5 separate regions of the Homo sapiens genome follow, and regions 1, 2, 3 and 4 are each linked to region 5. The links are chromatin loops, found by intact Hi-C in ENCODE. Cell type or tissue: Caco-2. All regions are shown on one strand.

Evidence for each region. Peaks named below come from ENCODE experiments on the same cell type or tissue, not always from the same donor. Only the 100,000 strongest peaks of a DNase experiment are listed, where the experiment ranks them.
Region 1: it touches region 5 in a loop (6-fold over the local background); 12 of 110 quality-filtered maps call a loop at or near these places.
Region 2: a loop joins it to region 5, with 12 times the contacts of the local background. A loop is called at or near these places in 28 of 110 quality-filtered maps.
Region 3: it touches region 5 in a loop (16-fold over the local background); 12 of 110 quality-filtered maps call a loop at or near these places.
Region 4: it touches region 5 in a loop (13-fold over the local background); 32 of 110 quality-filtered maps call a loop at or near these places.

Annotation. Positions count from the first base shown.
Region 1 is chrX:119,179,265-119,184,264 of GRCh38, forward strand. It overlaps the pseudogene ARL5AP1. Among named protein-coding and RNA genes, the nearest start is that of KIAA1210, 54 kb to the left of the region's middle. In Caco-2, a CTCF peak has its summit at 2,395 (motif pointing left); no DNase peak of the experiment used is centred here.
Region 2 is chrX:119,216,529-119,221,528 of GRCh38, forward strand. It overlaps the pseudogene NUDT19P1 and the pseudogene HNRNPA1P28. Among named protein-coding and RNA genes, the nearest start is that of PGRMC1, 17 kb to the right of the region's middle. In Caco-2, no CTCF peak of the experiment used is centred here; no DNase peak of the experiment used is centred here.
Region 3 is chrX:119,191,786-119,196,785 of GRCh38, forward strand. No RefSeq gene overlaps it. Among named protein-coding and RNA genes, the nearest start is that of PGRMC1, 42 kb to the right of the region's middle. In Caco-2, a CTCF peak has its summit at 3,054 (motif pointing left); no DNase peak of the experiment used is centred here.
Region 4 is chrX:119,264,434-119,269,433 of GRCh38, forward strand. No RefSeq gene overlaps it. Among named protein-coding and RNA genes, the nearest start is that of LINC03098, 25 kb to the right of the region's middle. RefSeq lists a silencer at 2,013-2,307. In Caco-2, a CTCF peak has its summit at 2,192 (motif pointing left); no DNase peak of the experiment used is centred here.
Region 5 is chrX:119,117,084-119,122,083 of GRCh38, forward strand. All of the region lies in intron 2 of KIAA1210, which reads right to left. Among named protein-coding and RNA genes, the nearest start is that of KIAA1210, 8.2 kb to the right of the region's middle. In Caco-2, no CTCF peak of the experiment used is centred here; a DNase peak (open chromatin) is centred at 1,888.

The sequences.
Region 1 (5,000 bases), 62 kb after region 5:
TTGTTGTCAAATTTGAGTGGGCACCAGAATCATCTGGAGTGCTTGCTTAACAAAAAGAGTCTCAAGCTCACCTTCAGTCATTCAACTGGAACATCAACTAATATCCAGAAAATACCTGCTATATGCCAGGCACCATGGTAGGTACCAGGGATCCAACACTGAAGAAGAAAGAGTCCCTGTCCACAAGAAGCTTACAATTTAGTGAAAAAAACAGGCAAGAAAGAAAGAAGGTAATAGCAGGCATCTATGAGTGCTATGAAGTAGACAAAACATGGAGGTGATAAGGAGAGACTAGGGTGGGGTTATGGTTTTAGATAGGGTGACCAGGACAGACTTCTTTGAGGAGGTGACATTCTGCTGAGGCCTGAATGGATAGAAGGAGCCAGCCATGGAAAAGGCATTATATCAGAAGGACGAGCAAGTGCAGAGATCTTGCTGTGATAAAAATGTGTTTGGTCCATTCAAGTGCAGAAGGACAGACAGGGCCAGGTGCAGTGACTCACACCTGTAATCTTAGCACTTTGGGAGGCCGAGGCGGAAGGATCACTTGATCCCAAGAGTTTGACACCAGCCTGGGCAACAAAGTGAGAACTCATCTCCAAAAAATATGAGCAAAATTAACCGGGCATGGCGGAGCATGCTTCTAGTCCCTTCTACTTGGTAGACTGAGGTGGGAGGATCGCTTGAGCCCAGGGAGGGTTCCAGCCTGGACAACAGAGTGACAGAGGGAGACCCTCTCTAAAAAAGTAAATAAAAAAATAAAAATAAAAAACACAGAAAGAAAGCCGACAGAGGTCCAAGAAGCTGAATATTGAACAATTGCCCTCCTCCTCCAGGTGATTCTGAGATAGAGGCCCAGTTGAAAATCCCTAGAATAGACAGTCATTCAGAACCCTGACCCTGAGGCTTGAAACATCATCCCAATCAGCAAAACTGTGCTGTGCTATTTAACGAAAAGGAAAAGATTTCCCAGAATTGTGACTGGTACACAGTAGTATCTGATGAATGAATGGCAGCCAGCACCAAAAATCTCCTGATGCTCGATGAGCTCATTTTCAAAGAAACAGAATTTTTCTCAAACAAAGCTTCAAAAGAAGTGAGATAAAAAAACTTTCTCAAAAGCCAAAATTGACAAATGGGATGTAACTAAACTAAAGAGTTACTGCACAGCAAAAGAAACTACCATCGGAGTGAACAGGCAACCTACAAAACGGGAGAAAATTTTTACAATCTACCCATCTGACAAAGGGCCAATATCCAGAATCTACAAAGAACTTAAACAAATTTACAAGAAAAAATCAAACAACCCCATCAAAAAGTGGGCAAAGGATATGAAGAGACACTTCTCAAAAGAAGACATTTATGCAGCCAACAGACACATGAAAAAATGCTCATCATCACTGGCCATCAGATAAATACAAATCAAAACCACAATGAGATACCATCTCACACCAGTTAGAATGGTGATCATTAAAAAGTCAGGAAACAACAGGTACTGGAAAGGATGTGGAGAAATAGGAACAGTTTTGCACTGTTGGTGGGACTGTAAACTAGTTCAACCATTGTGGAAGACAGTGTGGCGATTCCTCAAGGATCTAGAGCTAGAAACACCATTTGACCCAGCCATCCCATTACTGGGTATATACCCAAAGGATTATAAATCATGCTGCTATAAAGACACATGCACACGTATGTTTATTGCAGCACTATTCACAATAGCAAAGACTTGGAACCAACCCAAATGTCCAACAATTATAGACTGGATTAAGAAAATGTGGCACACATACACAAGAAATACTATGCAGCCATAAAAAAGGATGAGTTCATGTCCTTTGTAGGGACGTGGATGAAGCTGGAAACCATCATTCTGAGCAAACTATCGCAAGGACAGAAAACCAAACACCGCATGTTCTCACTCATAGGTGGGAATTGAACAATGAGAACACTTGGACACAGGATGGGGAACATCACCCACTGGGGTCTGTTGTGGGGTGGGGGGAGGGGGGAGGGATAGCATTAGGAGATATGCCTAATGTAAATGACGAGTTAATGGGTGCAGCACACCAACACGGCACGTGTATACATATGTAACCAACCTGCACGTTGTGCACATGTACCCTAGAACTTAAAGTATAATAAAAAATAAAAAAATAAAAATCTGTTTCTTCTTGCCCACTAGTTACCCAAGAAAGCATTGTGAGAATCTCCCACTTTCTGAGCAGCCATGTCCAGGGTAGTCACTGCATTCTGAGGTAGGAGCTCAGCCTCACTGTGGAGCCCTGTGGGCTTACAAGAATAAGAACTGATTGAATCAGCTGAGCTCACTACTGGGATCAACCAGCTGTGGCCACAGCCAACTGGGTTCCTTGGAAGGCCCACATCAGAATTTGTTGATGCCAGGTGCCACCTACAGGCTGCTGGGAGCCTGGCCTATTCACTCAGGAATCCCGGCCAGGGTTGCTATGGGGCCTGCCCAAGCCTCCTGGAACCTCTGCATGATCCCATTGAGTAATGAGGGTCTGGGTCATGTTTTGGGGCCTCTCCCCTGTCCCTTCATGCATCTCTCCCAACACCTCTTACCTCAGGCAGCCAGAACCACGTGGGGCAACTTTAACCTGGACCAGTGGTGGTACCTGGTGCCACACCTAGACAGGTTTATAAAATCTACACTCCAGATCTCTTCCTCTCCCTCCTGCTTCCTTTGCCAAACGAAGCCTTCCTGTGGAGGCTTCTACTTCTGGGAAGATGGAATAAATGTACTACTTTTCCCCATTCTTCCCACTAAGTACAAATAAGAATGCTAGACTGTATATACATTACGTACATTATATACTTTTTAAAAGAGAAAGAAAAAGAAGAAGATTCAAAGGTGGAGACAGGGGCCAGACATGTGGGGTCACACCTGTAATCCTAGCATTTTGGGAGGCCAAGGCAGGAGAACCCCTTGAGCCCACGAGTTCCAGACCAGCCTGAGAAACAAAGGGAGACTCTGTCTCCATACACAGATAAAATAAAATAAAATAATGAAATAAAATAAAATAAAACAGAGACAGAAAGCCCAGAGAGGTCCAAGAAGCTGCATTTTCAACAAGTGCCCTCCTCCTCCAGGTGATTCTGAGATACAGGCCAGGTTGAAAATCCCTAGAATAGACAGTCATTCAGAACCCTGATCCTGAGGCTTGAAACATCACCCCAATCAGCAAACCTGTGCTAAGTGCTATTTGCTGAAAAGGGAAAGATTTCCCAGAATTATGACTGGTACACAGTAATATCTGATGAATGAATGGCAGCCAGCACCAAAAATCTCCTGATGCAGAATCCCATCAAGCTTATTCAAAATGTATATGAAGAGCCAGCGGAACTTATGAATAGACAAAACAATTTCGATAAAGAACAAACTGGGAGGAATCATTCTATCTGATTTCAGGACTTGCTACATAGCTACAGTAATCAATACAATGTGGTATTAGCAGGGGGGTGGACACATTGATTAATGAATAAAATAGAGAAGCCAGAACTAGACCCACACAAATATGCCCAATCGATTGTTGACAAAGGTGCAAAAGAAATTTAATGTAGAAAAGATGGCCTTTTCAACAAATGGCATTGGAACAAATGGGCATCAATAGGCCAAAAAAGATAAAATAACGCAAAATGGATGATGGATTTAAATATAACATGTAAAACTAGAAGGCTTTTAGAAAAAAAACAGGAGGAAATTTTCAGGATCCAGGTGTAGGCAAAAGTTCTCAGATGTGACACCAAAAGCACAATCCATGAAAGGAAAAATTGATAAGTTGGACTTTATCAAAATAAAACCTTTTTCTCTGTGAAAGACCCTGTTAAGAGGATGAAAAGACTAGGAGAAAATATCCAATAAAGGACTAGTATCTAGAATATATAAAGAATTCTCAAACTTAACAGTAGAAAAACAATCCAATTAGAAAATGACCAAATGACACGAACATATACACATATACAGATGGCAAACTAGTATATGAAAATGAGTTCAATATTGCTAGACATTAGGGAAATAAAAAATAAAACCACAATGAGATACCTATCAGAAAGGTTAAAATGAAAAAAAAATAGTGACAACACAAATGCTGGTGAGGATTTGGAGAAACTGGATCATTCATACATTGCTGGTGGGGGTGACAAATGATACAGCCACTCTGGAAAACATCTTGGCCATTTGTGCTTTCTAGGGGGAGGGGAGAGTTTAAGGGAATTTTTATTATACAAGTAGTTCCTCACAGTGATTTGAAAAAGTATGAGACCATATGAAGAAAGTTTAGTAATTTCAGATTTACTTTGTAAAAGCATGCTGACAAATATTAAATGTTATACTTGCAACATTTATATATATATAAACATCTATATATCTGTAGAGATATATACATATCTCTACATACATAGAGATACATAGAGATGTTTATATATATATAAACATCTATATATCTGTAGAGATAGGGTCTCGCTATGTTGCCCAGGATGGTTTCAAACCTGTGGCCTCAAGAAATCCTCCTGCCTCGGCCTCCCAAAGTGCTGGGATTACAGGTGTGAGTCACCATGCCTGATCAAATGTTATACTTGCATTTTGAACGCTGTAATATGAAATTGAAACACAAAACATCCAATGTTAAACACTGATCTCCCCTGCCTGACTTGGATTTAGATATTGAGTATTTTGTATTTTATAGAAAGGAACTTTCAAAGTTTTGTTAATGTATGTACTTATAGTATATATCATTATTCCTCACCAAAATTGTCATGAAATTTAAAAGACTGGTATTAAAAGTTTTTTTTTTTTTTGAATATTTTAAAACCAGTTTGGATTAACCTTCAGATTTTCAGGGCATGATCGATATGCAAATAGAGAACCCAAGAATGGGTTTTAGGACATTTAGGGTAAGTTTGTTTACAGTTGTGACAAAAATACCTTCAACTTTTAGATATGAAAAAAAAATACCCTAAGCAAACATAAAAGTAGTTGGGTC
Region 2 (5,000 bases), 99 kb after region 5:
GTTAGGAGGGCCGGTTCCTGCCCAGAGCCTACCTAAGTTACATGTTTTGGGTGCTGCCTAATTCATCTACTTTGATCATGAGACATACTCATCCTCATAATGAGAAATGCAAAAGCCCAAATAAGCCAGGCTCTAATTCTACCTTTGGCTTTCACACCGTCTTTGGCTCCTAAAGGGAAGTATCAAAAGAGGGAAAATATTTTGTCCACACTGAAGAGCTGAAATGAAAAGGAATCATTTACCATGCCAATCGTATTTTTTTTATTTTATCACAGAACAATTGGAATGTAAATCAATCATTTTCAAAGTATATCTTTCCCTCTGCCTGAAGTGGAATTACTCTCTAAAGTGACAAACATTAGTATCTTATCTATGTATTTATTTTTGTTTCATTACTAACATCATGGAATTACATTTACAAATGCTCTCAGCTTTGTCTCTGTGTCTATGGAAACATGAATTACTTAGCCTTTTGGAGCCTCAGTTCGCTCATATGGAAAATGACAATAATGACTCCATTGTGCAAAATGCCTGGCTCACTGTTGACCATCAGTAAATGTTGGCTATATTATATAATTATGACAGGTAGTAGAGCATTTTGGTTCAGAGTACAGCCTCTGGAGCCAGGCTTCTTTGGTTCAAATCTTATCTTCATCAGTAAATGATTTTCTGATCTTGGATAAGTTAGCTAAACTGAATGTGCCTTGATTTCTTCTTCTGTAAAATGTGTTAATAAAATTACTTGCTTTATTGGTTGTAAGAAATGAGTTCACTCTGTCAATGAAGAGTCAAACTGTAAAATATTTGAAGAGATGTATTCTGAGCCAAATATGAGTGGCCAATGGCCCATGACACAAGCCCCAGGAGATCCTGAGAACATGTGCCCAAGGTGGTTGGGCTACAGCTTGGTTTTATACATTTTAAGGAGACATATCAATTAATACAGGTAAGATGTACATTGGTTCTATCTGGAAAAGTGGAGACATCTGGAAGCAGGGGCAGAGGTGAGGGGGTTGCTTCTAAGTCATAGACGGATTCAAAGATTTTCTGATTGCCAATTGGTTGAAAGAGTTATTATCTAAAGACTTGAACTCAATGGAAAGGAATGTCTAGGTTACTATAAGGGATTGTGGAGACCAAGGTTTTGTCATGTAGATGGAGCCTCCAGGTAGCAGGCTTCAGAGAGAATAGATTGTAAATGTTTCTTATCAAACTTAAAGAGTCTGTTCTATCAGTCTTCTTTTTTTTTTTTTTTTTTTGACAGAGTTTCGCTCTTGTCTCCCAGGCTGGAGTGCAGTGGCACAATCTTTTGGCTCACTGAAACCTCCGCCTCCCGGGTTCAAGTGATTCTCCTGCCTCAGCCTCCCAAGTAGCTGGGATTACAGGCATGCTCCACCATACCCAGCTAATTTTTTGTATTTAGTAGAGATGAGATTTCACCATGTTGGTCAGGCTGGTCTCGAACTCCTGACCTCAGGTGATCCACCTGCCTTGGCCTCCCAAAGTGCTGGGATTACAGGCGTGAGCCACTGCGCCTGGCCTCTAACAGTCTTAATGTCTCTGTATTGATATTAATGCTGGTCAGCTGTGCCTGAATTCCAAAATGGAGAAGGTTATAATGAAGCATGTCTGACATCCACTTCCCATCATGGCCTGAACTAGTTTTTCAAGTTGGCTTTGGAATTCACTTAGCCGAGGGGAGAGTCCATCAGTTCGTTGGGGGGTTAGAATTTTATTTTTGGTTTACAACTCTATCAAACATGTAGAACAGTTTCTGGCATATATGAGGCACTCAATTAATTTTAGCTATTCTTGTTGACAGTATCCTTGGTGATAGTGTTATTGGCGATCTTAATCCTTATTATTTGGGCAACGACACAATCAAGAACATATTACCTCATAGCACCATCTAGTGCTTATTTTGGAAAATGCCAAATCCCTTTCCCTTGAACAACAGTCATTTGGTGAGGAGAATTTTTAAAATTCCAATTTTAGGAATACAAAAGGAGTTTGGAAATATCATGATTTCAAATTTTCTCCAGCCTATCTGGGCTTTTATTTATAAATGTCAGGGATCTTGGTTGCAAAAGACAGAAACTGACTCTGGCTGAATTTAGCAAATTATTGGGCATTTCACAGAATCAACAGAAAGGCAGGTAAACCAGGATAAAGAAATGATCAGGAATCATGGGAGGACCTCAGTCAAGATTTGCCATAGGACCAGCTTGGTTGGTATGTCACTACTGGCAACAACCACCTTCACTGCCTCTACACACCACCACCACAAAACACTGCTACATCTGGACTCTACTGATCTGACATTCTGGTCTGCTAGATGCAGTTTCTATGAATGAATTCAAAATGGCCACTTTTTGTATAAACCTCTCAAGATCCAAAGTCTTCAGTAAGAGCCTGGGTCCCCTATGGACTCCCTGACCACTCAGGGCTTGTGGAGAGGGAATATGTGCTTCCCTTAGTTTCCACAGTAAGAGGCCTCAGCCTTGTTTTCCAGGCTCACAATGGAGGAATACCTCAAAAAAGAAGAGAGTTTGGACATCCACATCAAGTAGGGTTACTGGATAAAATACAGGAGACACAGTTAAGTTGGAATTTCAGAAAAACAATGAACACATTTTTAGTATGAGCATGCCAATATTACATGCAGCATACTTATAGCAAAAACTTGAAAAGATGAAAATGCCCGGTTTAAGTGTGGAGGGTACAGTGAGACGAGTACTCTTGCATATTACTGGTTGGTATGCCCATTAATATACTCAAGTGGATTAAAAATATTCACAACTGCTGACCCTCAAATACTGTTTTTAGGAATCTTCATAGCCTATGACCCAAGAGCTGAATTTTAAGGAGTGTATCCTAAGAAAATGATCAGAAATAGGCAAAATAATTTGTATGCAGAGTGCTCATTGCAGTTACTGTTCATAAAGAAAAATTGGAAATAAATCTAAATATGCAAGATAAGAGAATGGCCAAATAAATTGTGGCAAATACATATGATAGCATCTTATACAGTCATTAAAAATATGTTCATGAAGAATTCTAGATACGTGGAAAACTGACAAAGAAATGTTCAGAGATAAGAGCAGGGCAGATAATAGCATATACAACTCACTAACTGTAATCTTAGGCTACTTAACCTCTCTCTACCTCAGTTTACTCCTCCGTAAAATGGCATAATAATAGTAATAAGAATGGAACTTGGAATAGTGCTTTGCACATACCAAGTGTTATGTGTTGGCTGGAGTGTGTGTGTGTATATGCAAGTTTGAGGAGGGGGCAGAGGAGACAGAGATGGCAGTCAAGGGACTTTTGCAATAATTGCAGCAACCTAAGTCAGTGTTTCCATGTCTCAGTCTCTAGTTTCATGGTTGCTGAGAGTCAGTTTATGGTGGCAGTGGTAGTGGCTCAGCTTCCCTGGGCTGCAGGTATGGTGTTCTATTCTTTTGTTTTGTTTTGTTTTAATTCATCATTGTCTTTATTTTATAGTAGGAAAACTAAGGCATTTCATGAAAAATGAAGTCAATTGTACAATGCATAATACAGTCAAAGATCTTGACACAGAATTGGTGTCTTAACTATCATTTCTCACCTTTAATCAATAAACATTCCTCTTTAAAGACAATGAAAAATTACTTATGTTAAATATAGAAAAAATAAACATCATTAATTAAACACTACATCTGTAACCTCTTTACATTCATTAACACTCAGGAGTAAAAACAATAATGATTTTTGCTATGGCTTCGTGTTTCTTTAAAACATTAACTAAAATAGATTTCTAATTTGGGAAACATAACTAATGCTATTTGGTTTTTAAAAGAATTGTATCTTAATCATCAAGCTAAAGACATAGCAAGAAAACAATGACATGGTCACTTGAAGGGTGTCTCAGTCTAATTTTCACCATCTAATAAGACACCCTTAAAGTAATTCCAACAGAAAGTCTAAGAAATTCATCGATCAACTTCCTAAGCACATCAGGGAAGGTGCTAAAACAGTGGACATCAAGAACAACAGCAGCAGAACATCTTATTTAAACTTTTGAGATAATAAAACAATACAGAAGTGGGAACCCTTGTGAAATTTTTTTTCTTGTTTTGGTTAACAAGATCATTAATACTTTACAAACCTCATACATGTGGCACACTGTAAGGTTTAAAGAATAAAATAAGGGCCTTTCTGCCCATGGACGCCGCCGAAGAAGCATCGTTAAAGTCTCTCTTCTCCCTTCCGTCATGTCTAAGTCAAAGTCTCCTAAAGAGCCTGAACAGCAGAGGAAGCTCTTCATCGGAGGGTTGAGCTTTGAAACAACCGATGAGAGCCTGAGGAGCCATTGTGAGCAATGGGGAATGCTCACGGACTGTGTGGTAATGAGAGATCCAAACTTCAAGCACTCCAGGGGTTGTGGGTTTGTCACATATGCCACTGTGGAGGAGGTGGATGCAGCCATGAATGCAAGGCCACACAAGGTGGATGGAAGAGTTGTGGAACCAAAGAGAGCTGTCTCAAGAGAAGATTCTCAAAGACCAGGTGCCCACTTAACTGTGAAAAAGATATTTGTTGGTGGCATTAAAGAAGATACTGAAGAACATCACTTAAGAGATTATTTTGAACAGTGAAAAATTGAAGTGACTGAAATCATGACTGACCAAGGCAGTGGCAAGAAAAGGGGCTTTGCCTTTGTAACCTTTGACGACCATGACTCTGTGGATAAGCTTGTCATTCAGAAATACCATACTGTGAATGGCCACAACTGTGAGGTTAGGAAAGCCCTGTCAAAGCAAGAGATGGCGACTGGCTTCATCCAGCCAAAGAGGACAAAGTGGTTCTGGAAACTTTGGTGGTGGTCTTGGACGTGGTTTCAGTGGGAATGACAACTTTGGTCATAGAAGAAACTTCAGTGATCGTGGTGGTTTTGGTGGCGGCTGTGGTGGTGGTGGTGGATATGGTGGCGTGGGGATGGCTATAATGGATTTGGTAAT
Region 3 (5,000 bases), 75 kb after region 5:
ACTGAGGGGAGGGGGGGCAGCCATAGTCAAAGTGCAGAGACAGCTGGAAGGCTGCCACAGTCATCCAGGTGGGAGATGATGACAGGAGCTTTGATTCGTGTGGCCTGGTAAAAATGGAGAGCAATGGACAGAGTCCAGACATATTTAGGAAACGGAATCAACAGGACATTGTGATGGATTGCCTATGGAGCTTCAGTGAAGGGAGGCTTCATTCCCATTCTCTAGAGTGGGGCTGAGGACACATAGGAGAAAATCTTCAAAACCAAGGGCTTGGTAAAGACTTGGATGGATGTCACGGGCATTATGCTGAGTGAAAAAAGCTGACCTTCAGGCTGGGCACAGTGGCTCATACCTGTAATCCCAGCACTTTGGGAGGCCGAGGCGGGTGGATCATGAGGTCAGGAGACCAAGACCATCCTGGCCAACACAGTGAAACACCGTCTCTACTAAAAATACAAAAAGTTAGCTGGGTGTGGTGACATGCACAGTAGTCCCAGCTACTCGGGAGGCTGAGGCAGGAGAATCGCTTGAACCTGGGAGGTGGAGGTTGTAGTGAGCTGAGATCATGCCACTGCACTCCAGCCTGGGCGACTGGGCAACAGAGTGAGACTCCGTAAAAAAAGAAAAAAAAAAAAGCTGACCTCCAAAGGTTGCATATGATATGATTCCATTTATATAACATTCTTGAAGTGATAAAATTGTAGAGATGGAGAACAGATTAGTGGTTATCAGATAAGTGGTATTCCTACCAGGTGAAGGGAATTAAGTGAATGTGATCACGCCACTGCACTCCAGCCTGGGTAAAAGAGTGAGACTCTGTCTCAAAGAAAAAAAAAAAAAAAGAGGAAAATAAAAGAAAGCATTCAATAAAATGAAGCTACTATTAAAACCAGGTACTGCCCCCTGTTTTCAGGAAGCCTCCAATTCAGCCCTGTGGACAGGGAAATAAGGGAACCTGTGCCTAGGGTGACATTCATGAGTCCGGGAGACTCATATTGTATTAAATAGAGGAGGTGGGAAAAGAACGGAGAGGGTAAGGGAAAACATGAGGACATTTTAAAGAAAAAACTAGGAGTACTTAGGCAAATTAGAAGTTGAGGTTACAGAAGGAATACCTTAAAAGTCTTTGAAAGACAAGCCTGCATTTATTAATGTGTTCACAGGTTATTAACTCTTTAACTGAAAGTCTGAGGAGTAAATGTCAGGGAAACTTCAGCATTGGGAGCCCCCTTAATGGCATGTCAGTGGAAATAACTGTGTCCTACTAGGGACATGTTACTTCTTTAATAATTCTCTCCTGACCAAAACTCATCTTTTAAAAAAATAGGCTATTTTTAGATATATAGAATAGTTTTAGGTATATAGTAATATATAGGAATAATACATATAACTATAGAATAGTTTCCCCATAGATTTTCTGTCCTTTAGCTTAAGGCCAGACTCCCTTTACAATCCTAATCTTACCTAAGAGTAGATTTTCATAGGGGGAGACTACGACATCTCTCAGGTGACAGAAGAAGGGAACAGGGAATATGGGTAAGAAGAGGGAGAAGTCTTCTCTTTCCTGTGTAAGTCTGCCAGGCCTGTGTGGACAACTTATCATGTCAGGGTGTATCCTTCACCCTTCTTATTCATTGCTGAGAGCTCAGTTCAGTAGGACAGAGCAAGCAGGCCCATGATGATGATGAGGAGGAGGAAGAGAAAGATGACATGAGCTACCATGTTTCAGGTACCTACCATGTGCCAGAAACTATGCATGCATTTTCTCTAATTTTCACAACAAATCTTACAAAGAAGGTAGTACTGTTAGCACCTTTTAAAAGATGTAAAAACAGCTTCAGATAGGTCAAAAAGTTTGGCAGAGCCGGGTTAAGAACCCAGGTCTAGTCTTGTCCCAGATGTCCACTTTGAAGGAGACCATAATAGGGAGGACTTCATCTGATGGAAGAGTCAGGAAAGGCCTTACCGAAGAAGTGTCCAAAGGCCTCTTCTCCAGACACCCTCTCCTTCCTTAAGAGTCAGCCAGCACTTGCTCACACATGGCTGTTAGGCTCCCATTTCCCTGGTGACAGGCAGTAAGATGAAGATCAGATAAAGAGCCAGAGGATGATCAGAACCCCAATTTGGTCACGTGTTTGGATTCAAATCTTCTGTTCCATCAAGTTGGGCACCCCCCACCCCACCCAAAAACCGAGGAGGCCTAAAATCTGCACAGTGTAATTTCAGAGTGCCTACCCCTCCTCTCATTTGCTGTACCTGAACTTGCAGCCTTCCTTTAGCCTAGCCCTCTTTTCTCCCATGTGGGGTAGGGACCCACTAGGTCCTCTAAGCTGTCAACATGCAAACCTCTCCAGGAGAGGCCATGGTGGCCTCATAGTGAATTCCAAGTGAATCCCAAGTAGGATGGAAGCTTCTGATGGATGTGGAGATAAAGAGAGATTAATGAGTTAGAAGGGAGAAAGACCATCATAGAATGAGGGGAGAACTGAAGAATGATGTTGGGGAAGGAGTGAAATTGAATATACTAACTTTGTGAATGTTTCAGAAGAGAAAACCAGTGTCTCCTAAGGTAGCCAAACAGGCTTAAAGTCTTGATGCGAAGAAAACCAATAAATGAAACCTGGCACTGAAAAAATGACAAGAAAGAAGAACATTAAGTTAATTGTAGTTGACTCTGGGTTATGGGAATATGGATATATGTACATGTATATACATATATATGTGTGTGTGTGTGTACACACATTACTACAATATAGTACAGTAATATGTACATAAAGAAAGAGATGCGTTCCCTGGCATCCAGGAGCTGCCCTGGTACCATCAGCTAGGTCTTGGTGTTGGTGGTAGCTGTCCTTGCACTTACAGCTGGACCATGGTGATCTCCTATTGAGCATGAACAATCTCACAGAACGGCAACATCAGACAAGGCCACTCTGTGACAACGATCAACGAAGGCAAAAACCAGACCACACCATAATTATGTCTTAACAAAGACTAAACATGAACATTGCCCAAGCCACATAAAGAATCAAATGTCCCCCTCTCCTGGCTAATAAGAGTGATTGCTGCTTCTTCGTTGCTTCTTTGCCAATTGCAGCTTTAGCCTCACTAGCTTGCCCTCTCTCTGGATACTCTCTAAATAAGAATACCTAGTCACAGAATTGGCCCCGCTTCCTGATAGCATCCAATCTAGAGCCAACACCAGCTTCCTTAAATCCTCCAAAAATCACAGGACACAAGCCCAAGTCCTATAAGTGCTTTCTAACACTCTCTTCTTGAGATGGCCATGGTTTCCCATAGTGTGTATTATTCCTTGCTGCTGGAGAGTATGGAGTATGTGTGCTTGATAGACAGATAGATAGATTAGATAGATAGAGAGATAGATAGATAGGTGAATAGATAGATGTATTTCACACATGCATATTTTTTTTTCTACATGATTTGGTCTCAGCTTTAAACTCTTCATTTGGCATGAAAATGGAGCCTTGGTTTGACTTCTGAAAAACAGAATGAAGTCATTAGCAAAGACAAGGGATCAACCCAGGTTCCCACCAATGGTGGATTGGATAAAGAAAATGTGGTACATGTACACTATGGAATACTGTGCGGCCATAAAAATAATGAAATCCTGTCCTTTGCAGCAACATGGATGGAGCTGAAGACCGTTATCCTAAGCAAACCAACACAGAAATAGAAAACCAAATACCACATATTCTCACTTACAAGTGGGAGCTAAGCATTGGGTACACATGGATATAAAGATGGGAACAACGGACACTGGGGAATAAAAGGAGCGGGGAAGGGAGGTGGGTAAGGGTTGAAAAACTACATATTGGGTACTATGCTCACTATCTGGGTGGCAGGTTCAATTGTACTCCAAACCTCAGCATCTTACAATATACCTTTGTAACAAACCTGCGCATGTACCCCTTGAATCTAAAATAAAAGTTGAAAAAAAAAAAACAGAGTGAAGTCTCATTAATTGAAAGAGCCGTAACTCACAATACTTGATGAGTACTATAACAGGCAGCTGAGGTTTACCTTTGCCCCAACTATAAAAAATGAACAGCAAGCTATGAAAATTAATCATCTGAATAAAAGTGACTGTGAGACAGTTCAGCTAGTTTAAAAGTAGAATCAATTTGCATGCTAATTATGTGCTAATTACGTTATTCATTAACAAAGGTCAAGGGAACCTCTACTTAGTTACATCCTGTTAGGTGTTAGTTGAGGTTACTGTTTTACTTGAAAACAAAAAGTCTATAAATCAGACTTCTTATTAAATCAGACCCCTTATTTCAGGGGGCCTTTATCTACTAAATTATTTTGAAACAGCAAGGCCAGCTACCCATCACATACCATCAGGGGTCCCCGGTTGATTCATGGAGCAAAGTCACATTGAGTGAATACAGTTATTCCGGCCATTTCAGCAAAGTAATTTGCCATCTTGTCTCAGTCTATTTGTGCTGCTATAACAAAATACTTGAGACCTGGTAATTTATAAAGAACAGAAATGTATTTTCTCACAGTTCTGGAGGCTGGTAAGTCCAAGATCATGACACCAGCGTGGTGTCTGGTAAGGGCATCTTCCCATGGTGTCCTCACAATGTGGAAAAGGCAAACGCCGTGTCCTCACATGGCAGAAGGGTAAAAGGGGCAAAAGGCAGCTAGGGCTCTCCCTTAAAGCTTTCTTTTTTTATTTTTAAAGATGGGGTCTCACCTTATCACCCAGGCTGGAGTGTGGCGTGATCATAGCTCACTGCATCCTGGGCTCAAGCAATCCTCATAACTCAGCCCTCCCAAGTAGCTGGAACTATAGGCATGAGACACCATGTACGGCTAATTTGTTTTATTTTATTTTTTGTAGAAATGGTGTCTCACTATGTTGCCCAGGCTGGTCTTGAATTTCTGGCCTCAAGTGATCCTCCTGCCTCATACTCCCAAAGCACTAGAATTAGAGGTGTGAGCCACCACACCCACCTAGACCCTTCAACATCTTT
Region 4 (5,000 bases), 150 kb after region 5:
TCATTAATAACTTTCCCATCATTTTCACCAATCACTATTATATGCATAGATTAATTTATTAAACAAAGTTTCAGGAGCCTAGATAAACCAAGCCTTAATGGCAAGAAATGCCATAATCATGACCTTCACAAATTATCAAAAAGTCAAATTTTAATAAATATTTCTAGTATTCCCATATTCTATTGTGTTCACCATAACCTCCCCAATCCTCCCCACCCACATGCACATATCTTTCCTTTAGCCTTATGATTAAAAGCAACACTACTGAGATGACTTATTCTTTAATATCTTTGCATAGGAAAATGGGAGCTCCTCTAACCTTAAAAAATTATAGTTATTTAATAATGTTTACACAGTGTGCATTCTAGCAGTATCTTGTGTACGTAGCTTCACTAAAACATTTCACTCAACATGTTCCCAATGCCAAAACATTTCTAGGAGATTCTCAGAGAACACGGTCACCTCATCTTCCTTGCCTCTATATCTCGTAGCAAAGTTGATTGAATAACAGTAGGATAAGGGAATAGAGAAAAGGAAATAGACTGGAGATGTTGTCACAAGCCTAAAATGTTTATTTTAACCAGCAGTGAAACCTCAGTAAATTCTGCACAGTCTGCATCCTAAGACATTCCAATATCTTCTCCTGTTTCAGGAGATACTGGAGAGATTCACCTAATATATCTCAGGATTTTTAGATCAGAAATATAACTTGAAACTTTAAAAGCACTTGAGTAATCAGCAAAGTAGCCACCTATTCATTCTCTCTTGCTTGTTCTCACTCTCATAAATATTTGCTGTCATAGTATTAGAAAGGCCATTTGAATGAGGTACTTAAAAAAAAAGTGGAAAAAATAGGACCATCTATGCAATCAATATCCTCTTTCAAAGTAGCTCTTTGCTGCCTTTCTTTTTTCTCCAGGCTTTTGAATTTTAAGGTTAGTCATTTTGAAAACATTTAAGATGTATGCAATTATACAACATATTTATGGAAATAGCAGGGAAGCCAGAATTTATTTGGGTCAAATTAACCTAGCCAATTTTCAATTTTCTGGCTACTACAGAATCCCAGTATATCTTGACCAAATAAAAACATTCCATGGTTCTTCAGTCAAGATGCCACGCATGGACGTTCAAGTATTCTGACACGCCATTAGCCCAACAACATTTTAAAACTGAGGCTGACCATATGCTCTGATCTTGAATAATTTAAAAATCACATCATTAAAATGAGTGGCACTCAGTTTTGCAATAATAAGAATATAGCCAATATATGGCCCGACAAATGACCGAATTCCAAAATTAAAATGGTCTGGGCTTATGGGGGCACTGGGGGCTTTCTGGGCAGAATGGAAGGGATTTTTGGAGATGCACAGCCATTTGGCAATGATAAATTTGCAACAATGAAATATTAGAGTCCTACTGAGAGAGAATCTCTTCTACCACCATTCAAAGAAAATCAGCTCGAAGGTAGAATTTAGTATGTGGAATTTTGATCCTGAGATGAAGAAAGCTGGATTCACATTAATTTAACTCTGAGCAACTTAATTTCCTGTTTTCTTTTCCTTGTGTTAAAACATCATCCTAAAGTTTCCGTATGTGGTAATGTTTGTGGAAGCAAAGTGTTCTGAGTGTTTCTGAGGCTAATAGAAAATAAATTAGCCTGAAGAAAAGTCTTGTGTTGGCCTTTCTGTGCAAATGCATTCACATAACTAACTCTAAGCTAGTGTGTATAGGAGTCATTCCAAGATAACAAGGGAAGAAGCTATTTTTAAAAACCTGCACAGAGCAGTCAGCAGACCTATCTGACCAGTCCTTTGGTCTTTTGCCCCTTCTTCTGCACCAGGAACATTTTTATTGAAGAACACCTCTCTCCAGACACCTCCAGCCAGGAATGCTGCTTTATACCTTGGATTAATAAACAATGCTACTGAAGAAGACTCACTGCTTTCTCTTCTCATGAAAAAAAAAAAAAGCTATCAGGGAATTAAAGGAATGTGGCTGAGTATCTTCCATACTTTTGCCTCCATCATTGAATAATCAGTATTATTTGTGGGAAATGCGTATCATGAGGTTGCCAGTGTTTTGCTTCTCAGTTGTATTTCCACAATCTGAAAATTACCAGCAAAATTCCTGCCCACCAGTCGCCACCTACAGGTCAAAAGCAACCTTCACACGGGACCCTGCTTTGCACTATTACACAGTTTTTGAGAGTAACAGTACTTCCCAACCTTTTAAAAATCCCAAGGTAAACTTATTTGAATACAAGTCCCACAGAATAGGATATTATCCAATACCTCGTGCTGAAAATGTGATCAAGGGAAGAAAGACTGGAGAAGCCACAATTCACTTGAACTCTTCACAGTGGACCAAAATGAAGTTATGGCATCCTAACCAGGGAATAGTGCCAGAGAGAAAAAGGTACAAAGTCAAAAGCGAATGAAATTATTTTAAAATTAAGACAACTGTATATTAACAATATTCAGCATGAACAGCATGTAAGATTTACACCATTGTATATACCATCATGATCTGATTTTTGCACCTGTTTTATTAGCAATTCCAGATATTGATATGGTCAACACAATTCCTCATTTTTCATGCCTATAGAGAGTTTCTCTCGAAATTCTGTACAATTACAATGTGTCAATAAAAATTAAATGTTGTTAAAAAAGAAATTCTATATAGAGAAAAATTCTATAGAAACTCTATACTTACTATATATTTAGTTGGATATTCTCCCTGGGGATTTGTGTCTTCAATTATTTTTGAAAGAGCATAACTCTTTCCAAAAGAGTACTGCCACTACTCTACACTACTATTATGAGAACAAGTGCTACCATGGAAATCTTTGTGTAAATTTATTTATTTATTTATTTATTTATTTATTTATTTATTTATTTATTTTGTGACAGAGTCTCACTCTGTTTCACAGGCTGGAGTGCAGGGGCATGATCTCAGCTCACTGCAGCCTCTGCCTCCCGGGTTCAGGTGATTCTCATGCCTCAGTCTCCAGAGTAGCTGGGATTACAGGCACATGCCACCACGCTCGGGTAATTTTTGTATTTTTTTGGTGGAGATGAGGTTTCGCCATGTTGGCCAGGCTTGTCTCGAACTCCTGACTTCAAGTGATTCGCCCGCCTTGGCCTCCCAAAGTGCTGGGATTACAGGTGTGAACCACCGTTCCAGGTCTTATGTAAATATTTTTTAAAAGCCAATTTATTAGGCCATCAGCATTATTAACATACTTGATTCCCCTGCAGTCCTGATCACACTGGATCATTATCATTTTTATTTCTGTTACCTTTATTAGTATAAAATGACAACTTAAAGCAGCTTTAATTTGCATTTAATTTTATGTAGGCTGTAGTTCCAGCCAACTTTTATATTGATATTCAACTGCCTATTCAATGTCTCCAGTTGAATGTATCATTGGCATCTCAACCTAACAAGTGCATCAGAGCCCTTAATTTGCATCTCCTAAACCTGTCCTCCACATCACACTTGCTCCCCTGATTCCCAGTGATTCCCAGCTCCCTAAGTAGAGCCACCCTGCACCCAGGCGCTTAGGCTCAAAACCTAGGAGTTAATCCTTCCAAAAGTCTTTTTGACTCCACCTTTACCACAAATCCCAAATTCATCTCCATCTTCGCTGCTACCCCCCAGTCCAGGCCACTGTGATCTCTCACCTGGATTACTGCAACAGCCTCCTAACTGGTCCTTCTTCTTCCATCCTTGCCCCTACAGAGTCTACTCTACACAACAGCCAATGTCATATTTTTAAAAACCTAAATCAGATCATGTCACTCCTCTGTTCAAAACCCTCCAGCAGCATCTCATCATGTTTTGAATGAAATCCAAACTACTTACCTTCAAAACATGGCCCCCGCCCACCTCTTTCAACTCAGCTTTTTACCCTTCTCCCTATTACCCTTGTTCTCTCCATCTCACCCCACTGGCCTTTTTACTGCCCCTCAAATGCATCAGGTTCACTCCTCAGGCCTTTGCTCTTGTGGTTCCCTCTACCTGAAGGGTTCTCCTTCAAGATTTTCTCATGGCTGGCTCCTTCACTTTGCTCTCATTTGACTTGAATGTCACCTCCTCAGAGAAGCCTGCCCTAAACACTCTCTGAAATAGCACTGCTATCACCCCTGTGACTTGGTAGCCTATCATACCATTTTATTTTCACTGTAACACAGAAACCATCTGATCATCCTGTGTCATTGTTAACATTTTATTTTTAATCTGCATCTGTCTGGTTCACCATTATATCTTTAGAGCCTAGAACAGTACCTAACATATAGTAGGAACTTAATAATGCTAAATCTTATGTAAAACAGAGACTTTGTGCAATAACTACATTTAAAAGATGTTACTTCCGGCTGGGCACAGTGGCTCATGCCTGTAATCCCAGCACTTTGGGAGGCCGAGGTGGGTGGATCACAAGGTCAGGAGTTCGAGACCAGCCTGGCCAACATGGTGAAACCCCGTCTCTACTAAAAATACAAAAAGTAGCCGGGCGTGGTGGTGCACGCCTGTAATTCCAGCTACTCAGGAGGCTGAGGCAGGAGAATTACTTGAACCCAGGAGGCAGAGGTTGCAGTGAGCCAAGATCGCACCACTGCACTCCAGCATGGGTGACAGACTGAGACTCTGTCTCAAAAAAAAAAAAGTATTACTTCCCTACTTAAAATACTAATAACAGCACCTAAAGACCCACAGTGAAATGATAATGCAGACTTGCTTGTTCTTTTGGACTCCTAGACCTATTAACATTAATCAGTGAACATTGAGATTAATTTAAGTGTACCTACCAAGCACCTTTAAGACAGTTTGGGGACCACAGTGAAGAGTCACCCTCAAACAACTGAGTCTAGAAAGGGAAAGAAATTGAGACAATTAACTGGAATCTAAGGAAGAAAATGGTGAATGTCAGGAGAGACATTTGGTACTTTGGGCTACAGACAAGCAATAATGGTTTTAACATTCTTTCACATGAGTGT
Region 5 (5,000 bases):
GCAATCCAATAGGAGAGCCAAGCTCCCACATGTGAAAAACACTTCAGAACCCTTAGAAATCCAAGTCTAAGTGGCAGTTGATACTTCCTAGCCTGCGTGCTCAAAGGATGCAGACCCAAAGAGTGAGTGCGGTTGGTTAGTGCAGTCCAGGAACACTTCCTTGAGGAAGGAATTTATGAGCAAGGGAGATGGCCGGGAATCAGAAAGAAGAAAGGGCTGCCCAGGCAAAGAAGCTGCCTGTGTAAAAGGCATGTCAAAATCAGATACCAAAGAGTTTTTCAAGGAGTGTGTGTGTGTGTGTGTGTGTGATGATGATCATTGTGTGTGTTCTTCAAGTCTTGCCAATTGGTTTGGATTATCTACAGGGCTGCTGCCCTTTGCACATGCAGATAAATGAGAGTTTGCTCTATCTATAATAATTACCAGGGCAGCAGTGAGGAGTGTGAGTTTTAAATGCCCTTAAGGTGCTGTCTGTTTGGGCTTTACTTTTTTTTTTTTTTTTTGAGACAGAGCCTCACTCTATCACCCAGGCTGGAGTGTGATGGCATGATCACGGCCCACTGCAACTTCCACCTCCTGGGCTCAAGCCATCCTCGCACCTTGCACCTTGCACCTCAGTCCCACCCCAGTAGCTGGGACTATAAGCACGCACCACCACACGTGGCTAATTTTTGGATTTTTTGTAGAGACGACGCTCTAGAAACTAGAGTTGAGTTCTAGAACTAGAGTTGAGTTCTAGTCTCAAACGCGAACTCTTGGGCTCAAGTGATCCACCCGCCTTGGCCTCCCAAAGTGCTACAATTACAGGCATGAGCCACCACGCCGGGCCTCTTTAGTTTCTTAATAAGCACATATGTCTTTATTGTGCTTATTAAGAAACTAAAGGGGAGAAGGGGGAGAGGGCTCGTGCTGCATTCTTCAAAGGGAAGGAATTAGCTCTTATTGATTTCACATGCAACAAGTGCCAACTAAGTTGTCTCATTCCAAGTCTCAACTGTCTGGTCTCCAGAAGGTCTCATCAGCACAGCAATTCTGTGCTGGCAATGAAGGGTCCAGACAAGGGAGTTGCCAATGCAGCAGCCATCATGAAAGGCTTAATGGTGTAATGGAAAGCACCATCCAAGAGTCAGAAAATTCTGGAATCCTAGGCTTGAATTCACTATCAATTAGCTCTGTGACCTGGAGTAGGTCACTCAACCTCTCTGGGACTCAGCAGGAAAATTAAAGAATTGCACCTGATCAGCATCTCCCAAAGTGTGTTCAGAGGGATGCTCATAAGATTTGTTGTATGAGAAAGGGATCCGTAGTCCAGTCAATCTGGAAAATTCTGGATTAGACAAAGTTCAGTAGCCTGCTTTTCAACAAAACTTTTCTGAAACTTCAAAATGGTTATGTATATGGTGAAGTTCCAAGAAACCAGGCAACAATATTATCTCCCAATGTATGTAAGCGGAATGTCTGGCAAAAAACACTTTGAGAAATGCTGAACTAGAGTTCCTTTAGCTTTGAAATGCTATGACTTATTTGTGCACCGATTACTCCTGAGCCTGCCAGGGTAAAGGTTCCTAAACTTCAAGGCCTGCCTTAAGTCCAGTTTCCCACCAATCAGTGAAACTCATGCTTCTCTCTATCTTCTGAACACCTAAAACTTGGCTGTTAGCATCAAAAGTTTTGCATCTGAATGTTCTTAGCCTCCTCACTCATTCATTCGTTCATTCATCTATTCAACAAATATTTATTAAGGTCAAGTACTTACCATGTTCTGGGTATCCGTGAGAAAGAAAGAAGTTATAGCTCCCTATGTCTTAGCTACCGCCCCTACATCAAGGCTGTAGGCAAGCCCTCCTTAGCATCCCCCTTAGCAACTAGCACAGTGCAAGGCATGCAGTAACAGCTGTGTCCACTGGGGAGCGCAGAATACCAACACAGCTTGTCACTTCCTTTGACTTGAGACCACTGAACAGAGTCATCCTTCAGCATACGATAATTTAAACACTGGCCCTTATAAGGAGTTGATGCAAATTATAGATGACATAGGTAAAGAGCTTAGCATATGATCTGGCATGTAGTAAGTGTTCAATAAATGTGAGCTAGTGTTAGGGACTCAGTAATTACTTGTTTATCAGGGCTGGATTCAATTCTATCTCATTAGAAGCAGCCCCATATCTATAACTGAATAGTGAACTGTACAATATGCATAATTGGAGGCAGAAGCCAGCATGGAGTAGAGCAACGAAAGATTATAGAACTGTTTGCTTGATAATTGCTGCTTAAGTAATTTCTGTTTTGGATGACTTGGGCAATTTCTTATCTACTAGAATTTGCCTATATAGGGGCATGGTTGGGAAAACTTGGCAATTCTACCTAAAGAGAGAAAGAATAAAAAATGAAAATGAAATAGGAAACGTATATTTTCTGCAAGATCCCTTTTAAAAGTGTTTTCAGAAAAAAATAATTTCTACAATAATAAAATATTTAAGGCTGGGCATGGTGGCTCACACCTGTAATCCCAGCACTTTGGGAAGCCAAGGCAGGAGGATTGCTTGAGCTCAGGAGTTCGAGACCAGCCTGATCAACATAGCCAGACCTCATCTGTATTGAAAATAAAAAAGGCCGGGCGCGGTGGCTCACGCCTGTAATCCCAGCACTTTGGGAGGCCGAGGCGGGCGGATCACGAGGTCAGGAGGTGGAGACCATTCTGGCTAACACGGTGAAACCCCGTCTCTACTAAAAATACAAAAAATTAGCTGGGCGCGGTGGCAGGTGCCTGTAGTCCCAGCTACTCGGGAGGCTGAGGCAGGAGAATGGCACGAACCCGGGAGGCAGAGCTTGCAGTGAGCCCAGATCCAGCCATTACACTCCAGCCTGGGTGACAGAGTGAGACTCCATCTCAAAAAAAAAAAAAAAAAAAAGAAAGAAAGAAAAGAAAAGAAAAATTAGCTGGGGGTGGTGGTTAGTGCCTGCACTCCCAGCTACTCAGGAGGCTGAAACAGGGGGATTGCTTGAGCCCAGGAGGTTGAAGCTGCAGTGAGCTATGACAATGCCACTGTACTCTCCCCTGGGCAAGGAAGTGAGATCCTTCTACCTCTGCCTCCCAAGGTGCCAGGATTACAGGTATGAGCTACTGTGCCCAGACGATTTATTGATTCTTGACAGGTGGATCTCATTCTGGCCTTCTGAAAGGGGAACAACTTTATGCTCAGAAGATTTAGAAACACAGCAATTGTTGCCCCTCTTGCTTCAAAATCCCATAGTGGAAGAGAGGAAAGCAAAGCTAGGATTCCCTAGCAATTCCTGAGTTGCAAACCTGCTTCTAATAATCCAGCAAAGACAGGGAGAAGAGAGTCAGCAGCTAATAGCCATTTGTGACACAATCTATAAACACTGACTAACTGGATAAAAACATGTCTAATAAACTATTTAGGCTGTAATAATGAATTCAACAAACAATCATTGTATGAGCAGAAAAATTGTACATTAACACATTTTTATGTTCCTAAATTAACAAAATGACTAGTGACTTTGGAACTGTAACAGGTGCTGAAAGTTAAGTATGCATATAGTCCAATTTCCCCCCAATTTTCCATTCTTTTCTGGGCAGAAACAACTTATTTTCCCGCAAAGATTCAAAAATAGCTAAAGCAATGGGTGTCTCTTTTAACCATGGACCCTAGAAGAAAAAGAATGTTTCCATTCCATCCTGTAGTGTGGCTCTGAGTGTGGTGGTGGTATAGCTTTGTTAGCAGGGAGCTGGGGAGACACGGAGAGATGGTAACTGCCAAATATGGTAGGTTGGCTGCTGTTGCTCTAGGTCAGTGGCTTGAAAGCTGGATACGGCCTTTGTGACAACCCATTGCCAGACATACAATGTCAGTAGCAAGGGTCTATGTCTTCAGCCTGCTTTCCATTAGGAGACCGCCCTATCCCTAACTGTATCCAACACCCCCCACCCCCACTATCCCATGAATGAAGACGAGCCCTGGTCTCAGCCCTGGGAGTGAGATACAAAGCTGGGTACTGTCCATGTGCTATGTTGCTTTTGAAACCCTAATGGAATCTGAGATGGTTGCCATATATTCAAGTCTATAAATTTGGCCTTTGAAGCTTTCTTTTTTAAAGTGTGGTGGGGGCACCTTTCAATCACCAGCAGCTAAGCCCTCCACAGGCTGTTTTTCAAAATCTAGGAAAAGCACAAAGAGTAGAGAGATCTAGACAGCAGGTATGGGTAAAAACTCACATTTGTACCCAGCAATGTTTATATGGGTCACCTATACACTGGATAACTTATGCCATCACAGGGTACAGCAGTTGCAGTCAGTGAGCTGACAGCTGAGAGCTGACAGCTGTCTGGACTTCTATAACAAAGCCACTGATTTCCCTGTCTCAGCCCAAAGACTATGCATTCCCAAGCAGCAAGTAACTTTCAACATACTCATCCAGTCATGGTCTGCAGTGTGTCACATGCCAGAAAACAGCTCATTGAAGGCTGTTTTTTCTCCAGGGAAGAAAACACAGCTAAATCTAATGAGAAATGGTTGCCTCTAAGTTGTATATTTGCTTATCCACAATGCATACAGGCAGCCCATCTGAATTGAAATGAATGAGCTTTTAAAATACATCGCATAATGATGACTTTGTTCTTTTGCATTGCTGCTTGGAAAGAAATTTATTTTTTTAGTTTTTATTTATTATTTTTTTTTTTTGAGACGGAGTCTCGCACTGTCACCCAGGCTAGAGTGCAGTGATGCAATCTCGGCTCACTGCAACCTCCACCTCCCGGGTTCACGCCATTCTTCTGCCTCAGCCTCCCAAGAAGCTGGGACTACAGGCATCCGCCACCACGCCCAGCTAATTTTTTGTATTTTTAATAGAGACAGGGTTTCACCGTGTTAGACAGGATGGTCTCCTGACCTCGTGATCTGCCCGCCTAGGCCTCCCAACGTGCTGGGATTACAGGCGTGAGCCAGCGCGCCCGGCATTTTTTTTTTTTTTTTTTTTTT